2 separate regions of the Homo sapiens genome follow, and region 1 is linked to region 2. The links are chromatin loops, found by intact Hi-C in ENCODE. Cell type or tissue: heart right ventricle. All regions are shown on one strand. Each heading gives the region's core, and the rest is flanking DNA. Links, peaks and the distances in the headings are about the cores only. Region 1 overlaps NBEA (neurobeachin). Region 2 overlaps DCLK1 (doublecortin like kinase 1).

The links. A loop is a pair of places that touch in the nucleus more often than their neighbours do. Peaks named below come from ENCODE experiments on the same cell type or tissue, not always from the same donor. Only the 100,000 strongest peaks of a DNase experiment are listed, where the experiment ranks them.
Region 1: it touches region 2 in a loop (4-fold over the local background); 6 of 110 quality-filtered maps call a loop at or near these places.

The regions. Positions count from the first base shown.
Region 1 is chr13:35,206,897-35,213,953 of GRCh38, forward strand. It overlaps NBEA (neurobeachin), which reads left to right. Exons shown (of 59, transcript NM_001385012.1): 32 at 1,804-1,958; 33 at 4,157-4,283. Among named protein-coding and RNA genes, the nearest start is that of MAB21L1, 270 kb to the right of the region's middle. In heart right ventricle, for the core only: a CTCF peak has its summit at 3,567; no DNase peak of the experiment used is centred there.
Region 2 is chr13:35,950,944-35,958,000 of GRCh38, forward strand. The region is part of intron 3 of DCLK1 (doublecortin like kinase 1); the gene reads right to left. Among named protein-coding and RNA genes, the nearest start is that of DCLK1, 180 kb to the right of the region's middle. RefSeq lists enhancers at 2,704-2,833, 2,864-2,973. In heart right ventricle, for the core only: CTCF peaks have their summits at 2,906 and 3,110; a DNase peak (open chromatin) is centred at 2,828; H3K4me3 peaks cover 529 bases; H3K27ac peaks cover 1,204 bases.

The sequences.
Region 1 (7,057 bases), core at 802-5,801, 740 kb before region 2:
ACGAAGGCATTAGATGAGGACTTGCCAATATAGGGAATGAAGGCATAATGTGTGCTTTAGGTAATTAGATAGATAGTTGAGAATTAAAGGTTGAGTCTAAAGAATTTGACACCAACATGCTTAAAGAGAAAAGAAGAAAGTACCTAGAAGGAGATAGTGAAGAAATTTTTTGGCATGAGTAAAACTATTTAAGATTATAATACCTTAATTATATTAAGGTATTATACAAAATGTTTTAAGTATTTCTAAAATTAAGAATAATAATTATTACAAATATAGATTATTAACATTAAAGAAGTCACTGAAGATATTAACAAAACCACTTATTTGTGGAAAAAAAAGTGTTGATATTAAGGAAGTTTAAGCAACAAACTTATTTGAGAAAGGACCATTGATGTAGTTTTCTTTAGGTAGATTTTTTTCATTGAGTAAGTATGAAATAGAGATGCATTAAAAAGATGTAAATCAAGTTGGATATTTTAGTACTGTCAGTTACCAGTTTCCAAGCATTACATTTGATTAAAATAGATCATAAATCTATTTGTAGATGAATAAATTCTGTGATGGTTGAGTAAGGTTTGGAAGATATTTGCTAAATGAAGTTTGCAGTGCTATAAACTTTGAGAAGAATGAACCTTTACTGCAAGAAAATTTAGATATTTATTAAGTTAGAGAAGTAGTTTCTTTATACATTTTTAAAAACTGACTAATATCCATATTTATTTGTCATTTAACCTTAACACAATGTCAAATTCAGAAATTTTTAAATGAAATACATTTAAAATACGCTAAAGAAACCTGGGGAAATGTTGAACTCCTCTGTTAAAGAAACCAAGGCTCAAAAGTGAAATAAACTTCTAACCAAATGTCTCTCTATCATCTCTGTTCTCTTTCATTCTAATAATATTCCTACTATAAAAGCAACTCAATTTTGTTCAGAAAAATAAAGCATAACTTTATTGTGCTCTTAGAAGTTTATTTATTATTCCTTGGTTTAATTTTCAGCTTTACTATGAAGAAGCTTTAGAATTTGGCATTTAAAGTCTGGGCACGGTGGCTCACGCCTGTAATCCCAGCACTTTGGGAGGCCAAGTGGATGGATCACCTGAGGTCAGGAGTTTGAGACCAGCCTGACCAACATAGTGAAACCCCGTCTCTACTAAAAATACAAAAATTACCTGAGTGTGGTGGCACGTAGCTGTAATCCCAGCTACTTGGGAGGCTGACACGGGAGAATCACTTGAACCCAGGAGGCAGAGATTGTAGTGAGCCGAGATGGCACCACTGTGCTCTGCCTGGGTGACCGAGTGAAATTCTGTCTCAAAAAAACAAACAAACAAAAAATCAAAAAACAAAAAAAGAATTTGGCATTCAAATGTTTTATGTTTTTACATATTTATGAATATTTTAAACATGGAGAATGTGATATGGGTAAGATGGACATTTTTTATGTATATTTTGCCAAAAATTCTATGTGCAAAGGCAAAATCTCCTAACTTTAGCACAAATTTCTTAATATTCCCAGATTTATGATCACAGTCCATTTGCCATCTTAAGAAAGGTTTGCAGACTCCTAAGTCTTCAAAAATGTTGGCCAAATCAATTAGGCAACACACTTTATAATATATCCTTAATGTCCATATCCTTTCCACTGACAAAGCTGGACTAAGGAGTTTAAAATTTTTTTTTAATTAAAAGAAGAGAGGGAGAAATTCGATGTTGACTATGTATATCTGTTGCAGCAGGATTATAATTCATCTTCAACCTCATGTTTGTTATTTTCAATCCTTCATTTCTTTGCAGGAGTGTTGTGGTGCCTGTAAAGAAACCACCTCCAGGTAGTTTAGCTGTAACCACTGTGGGAGCCACTACTGCTGGAAGTGGGCTGCCAACAGGCAGTACCTCTAATATATTTGCTGCTACTGGAGCTACACCAAAAAGTATGATTAATACAACAGGTATTGTACTTACATATTTTTGTGATACTCATCTTTTTATGTTTTCTGTATCATTTTTCTGCTTATTTGATCTTAAAAATTAAAATACCCTAATCATTTAAGATTATCTTAATTTTTAAGAAGGTTATATTTTATGTTATGACTTTTAGAATTTGTCTGTAGTTGTAGAGTGCATTTTTTAGTGGTCATTTTAGAGGACAGTATTGGTTTTGAGTCTTCTCAAAACAGTGCTGTTTATTTTCAGAGTGAAATCAGATTACTGAAAGATATTTGGGGAGCAGAAGCAAAGGATAATTTGAACACTGAAGTTTGATATGTAAAAATCAGTAAAATGTATCAAGAATATCAAGATGTACTAAAAATGTTAGTGACAGAAAGTAGATTTGGGGACATGATTGGTTGAGTTCTAATATATATTCTTTGCTAAATCCCCTAAGGGAGGCAGAGCTCCCCTAAGAACCTTGACGATATGCAAGCGCCTCAACTTGATAAAAAGTGCATGTGAATAAGAACCATTGTTTGACGTTGAATTAATTCATATACATAGATTATAACTTGATCCAATTCATTGCCCAACAAATTCCTAATGAATCTAGGAACAAAAAATTTCAAATCAATTACAAATATTAAAAGTCTGCCTAAAATAACCTTTTTTTTTTGTAAATTTCCAGAAATGTTCCTGTTGATTATTAGCTAAATAAATCCTTACCCAAATCTTTGTGATTCCATTTTAGGTATTTATACAGCGCAAGATGATCCCTGACTTTTCTTCCCTGACTATAGTAGTCTTCTCTTCTCCAAACTGTATAGCCTTGAACTTTTCCATTTATTATCATTACTTAGATTCTTCCCATTTTTATTAATTTCATAGCTCTTTTTTGTGCTTTCTGTATCTATCTTGTTTATCATACCACCTGAGTCTGACATATCATGAACAACACATTTATGGGGTTGTAGTAAGTAGAATGTACTCTATTAAGAATATTTATATTGGCAAATGAATGTCATTAATGGCATTGTGTCAAAGAATAGACCATCTATTGTTTACCTGTATTATAAATAGATATTTCTATCTGGCTTGTCTGAAGACTTTAAAGTCTTTCCAGTATTAGAGTTTCATTCTTTATACTCATTCAGCTTTCTAGAAATAGGAGTAAAACTGTTTTTCTTTTACTAAAGTATATACGTTAAAAGTGTAAAGGTTTTAAAAATATGAATAAAGTCCTTATTCTTGTTAGGAGTTAGGCAAATGCAAAATGAAATCACCTTTTTTATTTTTATATGAGACAAGTCATGATGTTTTCTTTTTAATTTCTATTTTAAGAATTAATAATATGGAAAGTGATGGTAGCAAGAGTTTTGATGATAATATAAAGTATATAATATTATAATGAGAAAAATGTAAGTGATAAACTTCTTAAAAGTGTGTGTGTGTGTGTGTATGTGTGTGTGTATAAATTGTGAGCCAACAGCTAAAGACTGGGCATACTGTTCATTTCAAATATTGGCACATAGGTGCTATAAAATGTTATAGTGGAAATCCCAGTAAGCAATTCAGTTTTATGGGAATTAGTATAAGATAATAATATTTAGGAACACTAGATGTCCCTCAACTCCACAGCTACTTAATATACTTACGTGGCATATGATAGAAAAATCTTTACTAAAATGGCATCTTTATATCATTGAGGGAAGACTCATTATTTTAAGACCAGGTACTAATGTAACTCATTATAGCCCTTCTTAAGCAGTGATCTTATCAAAAGGAGCATTAGATGCTTCAGTGCCACAAATTTACGCTCAGATAGTTCACTCCAAACTATGTCTTAAATGATGAAAACCAAAAATATTACAATGTAGCTATAAAAAGATAAGTTTTTCACCCCTAAGTTTGCATTGTTTTATCAGCATCATTTTATCGAAAAATTTTTTCATTTCTTGATGTTTTTTATTTATACCCCATTTGTAGTATGTAGTTTTGTTAGATTAATGTAAGTAAATCAATTAGATTTCAATGCAACATCTGTTATATAAAATTATGTTCATTAGCATACTTACTAATGGCCAAATGATTAATTGTCAAATTCGGTTTTGAAAATCTGATGAGTAATTCTTTCAAAATCAGATAGTAATGGTGTAATTAAAATTTTTTTAAATAAATTTATGTTTAAGGCTAAAAATTATTATTTTGGGAACAGGTGCCGTGGATTCAGGGTCCTCCTCCTCTTCCTCCTCTTCTAGTTTTGTGAATGGTGCTACTAGCAAAAACCTTCCAGCTGTACAAACTGTTGCTCCAATGCCAGAAGATTCAGCTGAAAATATGAGGTATGCATGACTACTTTTTATTCATTTTAACTCTTTTTAAATGTAGTGAAACAGTACACAAAAATACAAAAATATAGAAAGAGTTCTTGAGAATGAAGGTTAATTATTTTGTGATTACATTTCACAATTCTGATATTTTTGGCTAGTTATTATGTAAAAATCTATGATATATTTCGATCTAAGCAGAGATCTTCAGTGATTTTAAAATGTTCACTGTCGTATAGTGTATAGTAATTCACTGTCATTTAGTGCATGTTACTATTTCCGGTAAAGGTTAAAACATGTACAAATGGTAACATGATAAAATTGGGCATCTTTGGGGGGTGATAAAAAGTTTAAAATATAAACTTTCAGGCTAGGTGTGGTGGCTCACGCCTGTAATCCCAGCACTTTGGAAGGCCGAGGAGGGCAGATCACTTGAGGCCAGAAGTTGGAGACCAGCCTGGAAAACATGGTGAAACCTTGTCTTTACTAAAAATACAAAACTTAGCAGGGTGTGGTGGTGCACGCCTGTAATCCCAGCCACTCGGGAGGGAGGCTAGGGCAGGAGAATCACTTGAACCCGGGAGGCAGAGGTTGCAGTGAGCCTAGATCACACCACTGCACTCCAGCCTGGGTTGACAGAGTGAGACTGCATCTCAAATAAATAAATAAATAAACAAATAAACAAACAAACTAAGTAACTTTCAAAATAAATCTACAATGTTATATATAACATCATTGGAACTTGAATAAGCAAACATTACCTTATCTGTCATGATTAAAGACCATTCCTAGAAGAGACTGGCCCTCATTCTTGGAGTAAGATTGTGTATACGTGTACACACACACACACACACACACACACGTATGTATTCACAGTTTTTATAGAAGTATAACACAAATATAGAATATAAAAGCTTATTGAAAGAATGAACACACTCATCATCAACAAAGTCAACAAATAGACTGTACACCAGGAACGCCTACTTTGCACTTTTTTCCCAGTCACTGTTCTTGCTTTTCTTCCAATTCCTTACCCTGACTTTTAATACTAAGCTAGTTTTGTCCTTTTTGAATTTTATGTAAATGTAAGTACATCCTATGTATTTCTTTGTCTCTGGCTTCTTTTGTTCAACATTATTTTTATGAGATTCATCTACTATTGTTGCATATAACGAGTTTATTCATTTATTCTCCTTTTATTTATTTATGTGTCTATACCATAATTTATTAATTCATTTTACTGATGATGGGCATTTGGAATTTTCCATTTCTTAGTTATTACAAATAATACTGCTATATAGATAAGGCCACTTATAATTACTATGAGTATACTACTATTACATGTGTGTACTGCACATTAATATGCATATTTGTTAGATAATTTGGAGTGTAATTGCTGATTCGTAGTGTTTGTATATGTTCAGTTTTACTAGATAATGCAAAATGGTTTGCAAAAGTGGTTGTACTAGTTTACTAACTCAGCAGCTGATTATGAGAGGTCTTGTTGCTTCATATCTTTGATAGGACTTAGTATTTAGTCTCTGTCATTTTAGCCATTTTGGCAGAAGTATAGTGGCATTCCATTGTATTTTTAGTTTGCATTCTCCTGATAATAAATGAGGTTGAATACTTTTTAAATACATTGGTCTTTTGTTTTCTTCTTTTGATTTGCCTGTTGAAGTCTCTAGTCCATTTTTTTAAATTGTGGGCTTTTTTTTGTCTTTTTCTAATTAATTTTTTGAAAATGAGCCCTTTGTAGATTATATGCCATACATATATCTTCTTCCATTTTCTGGCTTTTCTTATCATTATCAATATGGTCTATTTTGATCAACAGAAGTTGTAAATTTTAATTAAATTCACTTTATAATTTTTTGGTTTATAAGTGCTTTTGGTGTTGTAAATGCTTTGTCTACATTTTCCCTGTCTTGCCTTCTGGCTGCTTTATTCTTTGCTTTTTATATTTAGATGTGTAATCCATTTAGAATTTTTTGTGACTAAAATGAGGTAGGAGTAATAGGTATACGAAGATGACCCAGCACCATTTATTTGAAAGACACTTCTTTTCCCTGTGTTCTGTCACTTTTGTCACAAATTAGTTTTTCATATACACTTGATTATGGTTCAGCAAGCAGCTCTGCCTCATCTCTTTGTCTGTCTTTAAGTCATACCATCTTAATTAGCCTTAGGTTTAATAAATATTGAGTTGAGTAAGATCTTCTCACCCTGTTATTTTTCCTCAAGAAAGTCTGAGGTATTCTTGATGCTTTGCATTTACATTTATATTTAGAATTAGTTTGTCAGTATCCATTTTAAAAACAACTTGCTGGGGTTTTCATAAGTAATGGAGTATTTGGATCTATTGCAAGTGGGGCTATATAGGTCTCTTTCAATCTGTGACTAACAAACTGTGATTATCATATATTCCTACCATTTCCTTAGGTGTTCTTATTTTTTTTAGTAATGATTTTTAGTTTTCTATGTGGAAGTCTTAGATGTTTCTAAATTGATTTATTCTTAGGAATTGAATATTTTGTATGTTTCTATTTTCCTGAAGTTTTCAGATAAACTTCACTGAAACTATTTGTTTATATTGTTCAAACTCAATAAAAAACACTCATTTTGAGCATACATTTTAATGAGTTTTGATTAGTTTATGCATCCACATAACCACCACCACAATCAAGATGTAGAATATACCCATCACCCCGAAAGTTCTGTGTGCCCTGTTTGTTATTCACTCCTATCTCTGCTCCAGGGAAACACTGAAGTGCTTTTTAACATTGTGA
Region 2 (7,057 bases), core at 915-5,914:
GTCCTCCTGCTTGTGGACCCTGGCATTTTACTCTAGTGGATTTTCTCAGCCCTACCGCCTTTCTGTTTAATCCATCCTGTTTAATTCTGTCAGTCTACTCTTCCTTCACAAATTTTCAATATCTCTCTCCATGGCTCAGAAAGCCATCCATGGCTTACTATCCTCAAGTTAAAGTTCATCTTTCTGAGCTTGGCATTCCAGATGCCTCAAAATCTGACCCCAACCTACCTTTCAAGCTTCCGGTTTTTTTAGTTGGGACATGGTGCCTGATACTTAAATAAGCATTTGTTGGATGGATGGACGATGGATGGATTAATGGATGGATGCATGGATGGATGGATGGATGGATGGATGGATGGATGGATGGATGGATGATATGGATAGATGGACGGATGGAAGAACTATGTCCTAACCTGAAAAATGTTTCAATTTATCTGCTTTACCTGTTTTTCTTGAAAAAGGGCTTGTTCTTTCCTATGTGTTTGTTTTTTCTATCTAGTATCCTTTCTTACTCTTTGCCTGTTCGAATCCCTCCTATAGCCTATTGCTCAGTTGCAGATTCAAGCCCTACCTTCTCTATCCACTCTAATCCAAAGTGACTCATCCCTGCTCTGAACCTCTACCCATTGATCAATACGTGTTTACTGAGTGCCCATTATTTGCCAGTCACTGGGCTAGGTCTTGAGAATATGGCTGCCCTTATCCATCACCTCTTCTTTTCTAGTATATGTTTACAGACTTATGATCCAAATAATTCCTGTTGCAAATCAGTAATTCAGCCGAGAGTGACTTACATTACCTTCTAGTGGTTTTGTCAAAAGCTGGAGACAGGTGATATCACTCCAGCTCTTGCTCTGCCACCATCACTGACTTGCGCAAATCAGGAAACCTCCATCAGCTATCTTGAAATGAGTCCTGTTTCTGTAGATCCTAGCTTCAGTCAGAGCAAAGGCAGTGTCTCGCGTTAGGTGCCATTTCTTTTGGCACCATGGAGATGTCTGCTTAAGCTGTTCCCTAAGAGCACAGCACTATCAACAGAGCCCAGCTTCTGAGTTAACCCAGCACTTCCACTTGGATGTTAATCTCTTTGTGTCTCGGTTTATCATATCAGTTGTTTCAAGATGAGTTAAGACGATGAATCCAAAGAGAATAAGTCCTCAATAAAGTTTAGCTTTTTTTATTAGCCCAAATGTATTTTTACTTCTAAATAAGTATAAATCGAGTGCATACGTAATATAAATGGAAAAAATGTTTAAAAAAGCAAACACACAGTATGTACCTCCTAAGTTTTATACCAACATGCTTCTTTTCTAAGTTGATTTGAAGAAAATGTAGCAAACGCGTGCCTATTCTTGCTTTGGGAATAAGGATTCTATCAGTATCATTACTTTGATGAAAGAAAGACACACTTTGAATTAGCATCAGAGAATGGGTGGAAAGCTGGTAGAAGCTGCTAACACAAAGGTGGGACACGGTTTATACCACTGACTTCCATTAGGCTTCCACAGAATGATGCTGCGAAAAGTCATTTGTAAGCATATTCACCTGATATAACAAATGTGCTAAGGACCACTGTCTTAACTCAGGGCCTCTTGAGATCTGTCACCAACTTCTAGTTTCGTGACAACCAGAGATTTTTATTCCTCTGAGAAAACTGCTCTCTGTTGAAATATCTCCACTGCAAAAGATACTGTATGTGTAATATATGCAATTCATAAGCCAGGTAATCTGTTTATAGTACATGACACTTAATATTCTGTTGACTAATTTTCAGTTTTTACTTAGTGCTTTGGTTATTATACGGAAATCTAACTCCAATGTTGAATTTTTTTTAACTCCAATGAAAAACAGTCCATTTATTGCATGAGACTCTATGTGATGGTGCTTAGCATTATGCCATACCCACAATACCTCAAAAAACATGGGTGATTATAATTGCCAGATGTGCTGGGAAAAGTCCTTGAACGAGGGTCAGGATACCTGGGTTCTGAGCCCATATTGGCCTATAACTGTTGCATGAACTTGGATGAGTGACTTAAATTCTCTTGCTTATCAGTTACTGCATTGGTTCTAATATGCTTTATCACAGTAATTATATGATAAAGATAAAATAAATATGAAAATACTCTTTTTGGTGTGATGTACCAACAGGAATAGTTCTGTATACATTACTACATTTCATCTTCAATATACATGATAACACTGAATCCTTTCAACTCTGAAAGAGACAAACTCTATTTGACAATAATTTATTGGTATTAGTATCCCCATTTTACAGATGAAAAATCCAGCCAGGTTAAACAGAAAATCAGTAGGAATTTGAACGGAGGTCACTTAGAACCCAAATGCAGGCTGTTAACTACCAAGCTGTAGGAAAATGAGTCTATCATGCACCCTCACATTTGCATATTATAAATTTCAGCTGATAAAATCATTATGATCAATAGTTACCACATATATTGTATATTAATAGTATATAATAAAAACGGTGTCTAATAAACCCCCCTTTTTAAAAGAAGGAAGTTCGAATTATTCCTTTGGCTCAAGGAAGACATATTCCTTTTTCTGACTCTCTTTATGTGAAATCTGAATTCATATCTTTTCCATTAACTTGTCATTACGCACAGTCGTCCCAAGAGACTAAGCTGCTTACGAGGAAACAAAACGCTACAGACAAATATGGACTTCCTCTCCTCTGAGCTTCCGGCCTGTGTTGCTCTGCAAGGGCAGAGATTCAAACAAAGGCAATAAAAGCATCTGCTGTTTACACATTTCCAAAGCAGGACCGTGGAATCCATTCCCCCTCACTGGAATAAGATCTCCATGGTGACGCTGACTTCAGGGAGCTGGGCCAGTTTCTCAGCAGGGCCTAGGCAAGGATATTTTCTTTACAAGAGCGCCCTCTTCAAACGAAACAGGGGATATCTCTGCAGCCCTGGATGCATTTGAAGCCACAGAAGTCATTGTGTCTTTATCAGGTGTTTTCCATTGTATCAGAGACACCAAAATATTTTGCTGTCATCCATTTAAATAATATATTTTAAGCAAGAGAATAAACCATCACAGAAGTAAAAACGAATAAATTCATTCCATCTATTGCAATTATCGAGTATGGCACATTATTTCTGTTTTAACTTTCTTTTTCTTTAAAATACTTCATTTGTAATTTCTTAAACTTCTTAATACCAGTTAAAGATGGCAGGCTTAAACGTTCTGTAGCTAACAGTTTAATGAGATGCTCTTTACCAAAAAGGAATGCTTACACTGCTTTTTTTTTAAAAAAAAATCTAGTTACCTATGTATCTAAGGTGCCAAGTCAACAACCTTCCTCTTTCTGCACAATTCGTAATGTGACCATTATAATTAGCTTTCAGTTAAAACTTGGCACATATGGGGCTCCTCGTCCTGCCAAAACTAAATTGAGAGGAGGTTCCTCTTCCAATTTCATTCCATACTTGGCTTCTTCTCTCCATTCTTAGCAATGAACATTTTTATGCCACATGATATTATAAGTCAACCACTGTGAATTTTTCTGTCCTATAATCATGTAATTCCATATGTTTCTGGTTCTAAAATATGTTTACAATCAGTTTTATAGCCAAATATTAGAAGCGTGTTACGTTATTGTCATAAAACACATTCTCCATCCCTTCTTTACATTTTTGTTTTCATTCTTTGATGATAAATTTATGAAAGTGATAATTTATTTTACTCTAGTTCTTATGGCTAGAAGCTTCTAATAAAAAATTCTTTAAAGAATCTCTGGATCTTGGCCAGAGGAAAATATGTGAATAAAAAATAAATTAGTTAAATAATAATAATTAACAGAAAGAAGAAAATAAAGATCCTCAAAGTACTCTTTACAAGTTTAAAACATGAAGCTCTAAGACTTTTTTTTAAAAAAAATGGATAATACTGTTGAAATTCAGAATAGGCTAGGAGATAACACTCAAACTAACAGGCTGATGCTTAAAGAAATAGAAAAAGGAAAAGTTCTCCTTTGAAATGGTAGCAATTTGATTCGCTGGGTCAATCAGAAAAAGTCAATTATGGAATTGAAAGTGTATTCCTTCCTTGGATGTGTTCTCAGCTGCTGTAGTTGACATGGACATCAGCTATTGCAGCCTTCTGTTGAACATACCCTCTGACCCAGGAATGCACCCTTTATGCATGGATCACCATCTTTCATGGACTCAGACACACCTAAGCAGACTGCAACCTATTCTAAATGATTCATCCTTTATTATCTATCCTGTTTTTTTTTTAATGCTAACATTTCATTCTCTTTTTAAAAATGTGTCTCTTAGTCCATTCAGGCTGCTATAACAAAAATATCCTAGACTGGGTGGCTTGTAAACAGCAGGCATTTGTGTCTCACAGCCCGGAGGCTGGAAGTTCAAGATCGAGGCACCAGATGATCTGGTGTCTGGTGAGGGCCTGCTTTCTCACTTTAGCCTCACGAGGTAGAAGGGACAAGGGACCTCTCTGGGGCCTCTAATAATAGCCCTGATTCTATTCATGAGGATGATGCCCTTGTAACCTAATGGCCTAATCACCTCCCAAAGGCCCGCCTCCTAATACTATCGCCTTGGAGGTTAGGATGTCAACATAGGAATTTGGGGGGATACAAACGTTCAGACTAGAGCAAAGTGTAAAATGACACCCTAGTAACAAATATTGACCAGGTGCCTTGGCTTGGCCACCTAATAGATGTGTGACTTTGGACAACTATTTAACATCTTCAAGCCTCAGTTTCCTCATATGTAAAATGGACCTACCAATGCTTACCCTGTAGGGTTTCATGCAGGTTCGATGAGATAATGTATGTAGAGTAATCAGTTCCATGCCTGGCTTACAGAGAACACCAGGGATGAGCAGCTACTGCTGTCAGTGCTGATACTAGTAAGGCATAGTAGGTAGGTCTCTGAGTGACCATCTGTCTGAGTGATTTGGGGCTATTATTTAAGAATAGAATACTAAACTTAAATATCTGGGAAAGAGAGGTATGAAGAATAGAGTTTACTTAGAAGGTTTCCAATCCTGGTCTTTTGCCAAGTTAATACCACATCAGTCCTATTCCTCTGGTTTCTCTCATTAAGACATCCTTTACTGTTGTCTACCTCCTTTTTAGAATAGCTCACCTACTTGCCCCTCTTTCACTTAAGGAATTAAAGGATAGTCCAAGAAAATAAAAACTGTGACACAGTAGTTTCTCTGGAGAGGATACAAATAAACTCTGGTCTGAACCCAGAAGCTAACCTAAATCAATTACCTTAAGATGAGTGTTCAAGATTAAGGGTGACCAAGCCCAGGAAATTGGCTTATCTGAGCCATCTGATTGAACTCATTATTTTCAGGGATAGGAAAAGATCAAACTTATATTCTATTGCTGAGAGGCAAACTTATATTCTATTGCACAAAAGATTCATGCAAGTAGGTAGTTAACATTGTGGCATGGTTTCTAATTAGGCAGAAACATCTTACTGTGATAATTGGAAAAAGAAGAAATAAAACTATGAAGAGAAACATGAAGCCACATAATACAGAATATTTTGGAGATCCTTAAGGGGTAAAATGTGGCACTGAACATATGGCTGGTTCTCTGCTTAATGCCTGGGGAGTGATATTGGACATAACGCTATCTTCAAGTCATTCTGAGAAACACTTCAAGTTCTCATCACCAATGCCAAGAGGTGTTCATAGCAGGAGTCATAAACACAGGACCAACCAGGGATAGGTAGGGAATATGGATGAGCGAAGGCTGGGGAAAAACAAAACAAAACAAAAAAAACATCATCAGTGGCAAACTGGATCATAAATGCCCTGTCCAAAGCAAGCAGCATCAGGCACTCTGCTCCCACATTACTTTCTCTAAAAAATTTTAATAGGAAGAATTGTTGTAAATTTAACATTTCCAATTAAAAAATAAAATCTGTGGTACTACGTAAACCCATACAAAATGCTCCTCTGGCCTGGATTCAGTCCATTCAAAAGCATTCATATAAAACTTTGCAAATAACTATACCTTCAAAAAAGATTTTCAAATGTTTATTCTTGTATCAGTTTATTGTATGTTCTTTGTTAGGGTGGTCACTATTTTGAAAAGTCAAGATGAAGAACAAAGAAATGATGCTCTGAGATTCTCCTACTAAGTGTTTATAAGCCTACAAAACACCATTAATAGAATAGGTTTGGGGCAAAATAAACTTGGAGCAAAGGGAAAGAGTCACTAATCAGCTAGTGTAAGGTGCTTTACAGGAATCTTGGCATGCAGATAAAGTTACAAAAGTCAGGCTTCAAACCCAGAGAACCAAACCCAACCCATAAAATCTGTGTCAGGCAACATCCTCAGATAGAGTCAGGATTTAAAAATGTGTTTAAAGCAACTCATTGTTCTCTTATAATTTTGTTGACTCTTACTCAACATGCACACAAATGCATTCTGGTGCTATGACTTTCCCTCTTGATGTTTTTTAGAAGGAGCCTGGGATGAGTGCTGAGACCTATGATGTGTGAGGCCCTAAGAGAGACTTGACACATGATGTTACATCAATTTCTCACAAGGACTCTTTGGTAAAATCAGATTATTAAAAAGTTTTGCAAGAAAATTATAAGTATCAAAAGTATTGGCATATATTTGAGAGCTAAAAACATAAAGATAAATCACTTTGCCTGGTATGTTCTTGTGCACTGGCTTGCTGCCTGAGATTGTGTAAAATAATATTCCCAAAGCCATGGAAGTATGCTTTTGCCAGGAACATTTGTAAAGGTCACTTAACGTTAAAGTATTGAGTCTGTTGCTTTAAATATTTTTATTTCTTGTTTGAATCTACTTCTCTGCATATATAACTTGAGATTAAAAGGCATTTTTTATACAGTGCAAATTAGTCTTCTTAAGTAAATGATGTTTTTCAAACAACAACAATCCCACAAAGCTGACATTTCCAAAATGATTATTAGCGTCACCACCACCACTGCTATAACCATCACCACTACCACTACTACCACTACTACAACCATTACCACCATCACTGCTATAACCACCACCACCACCACC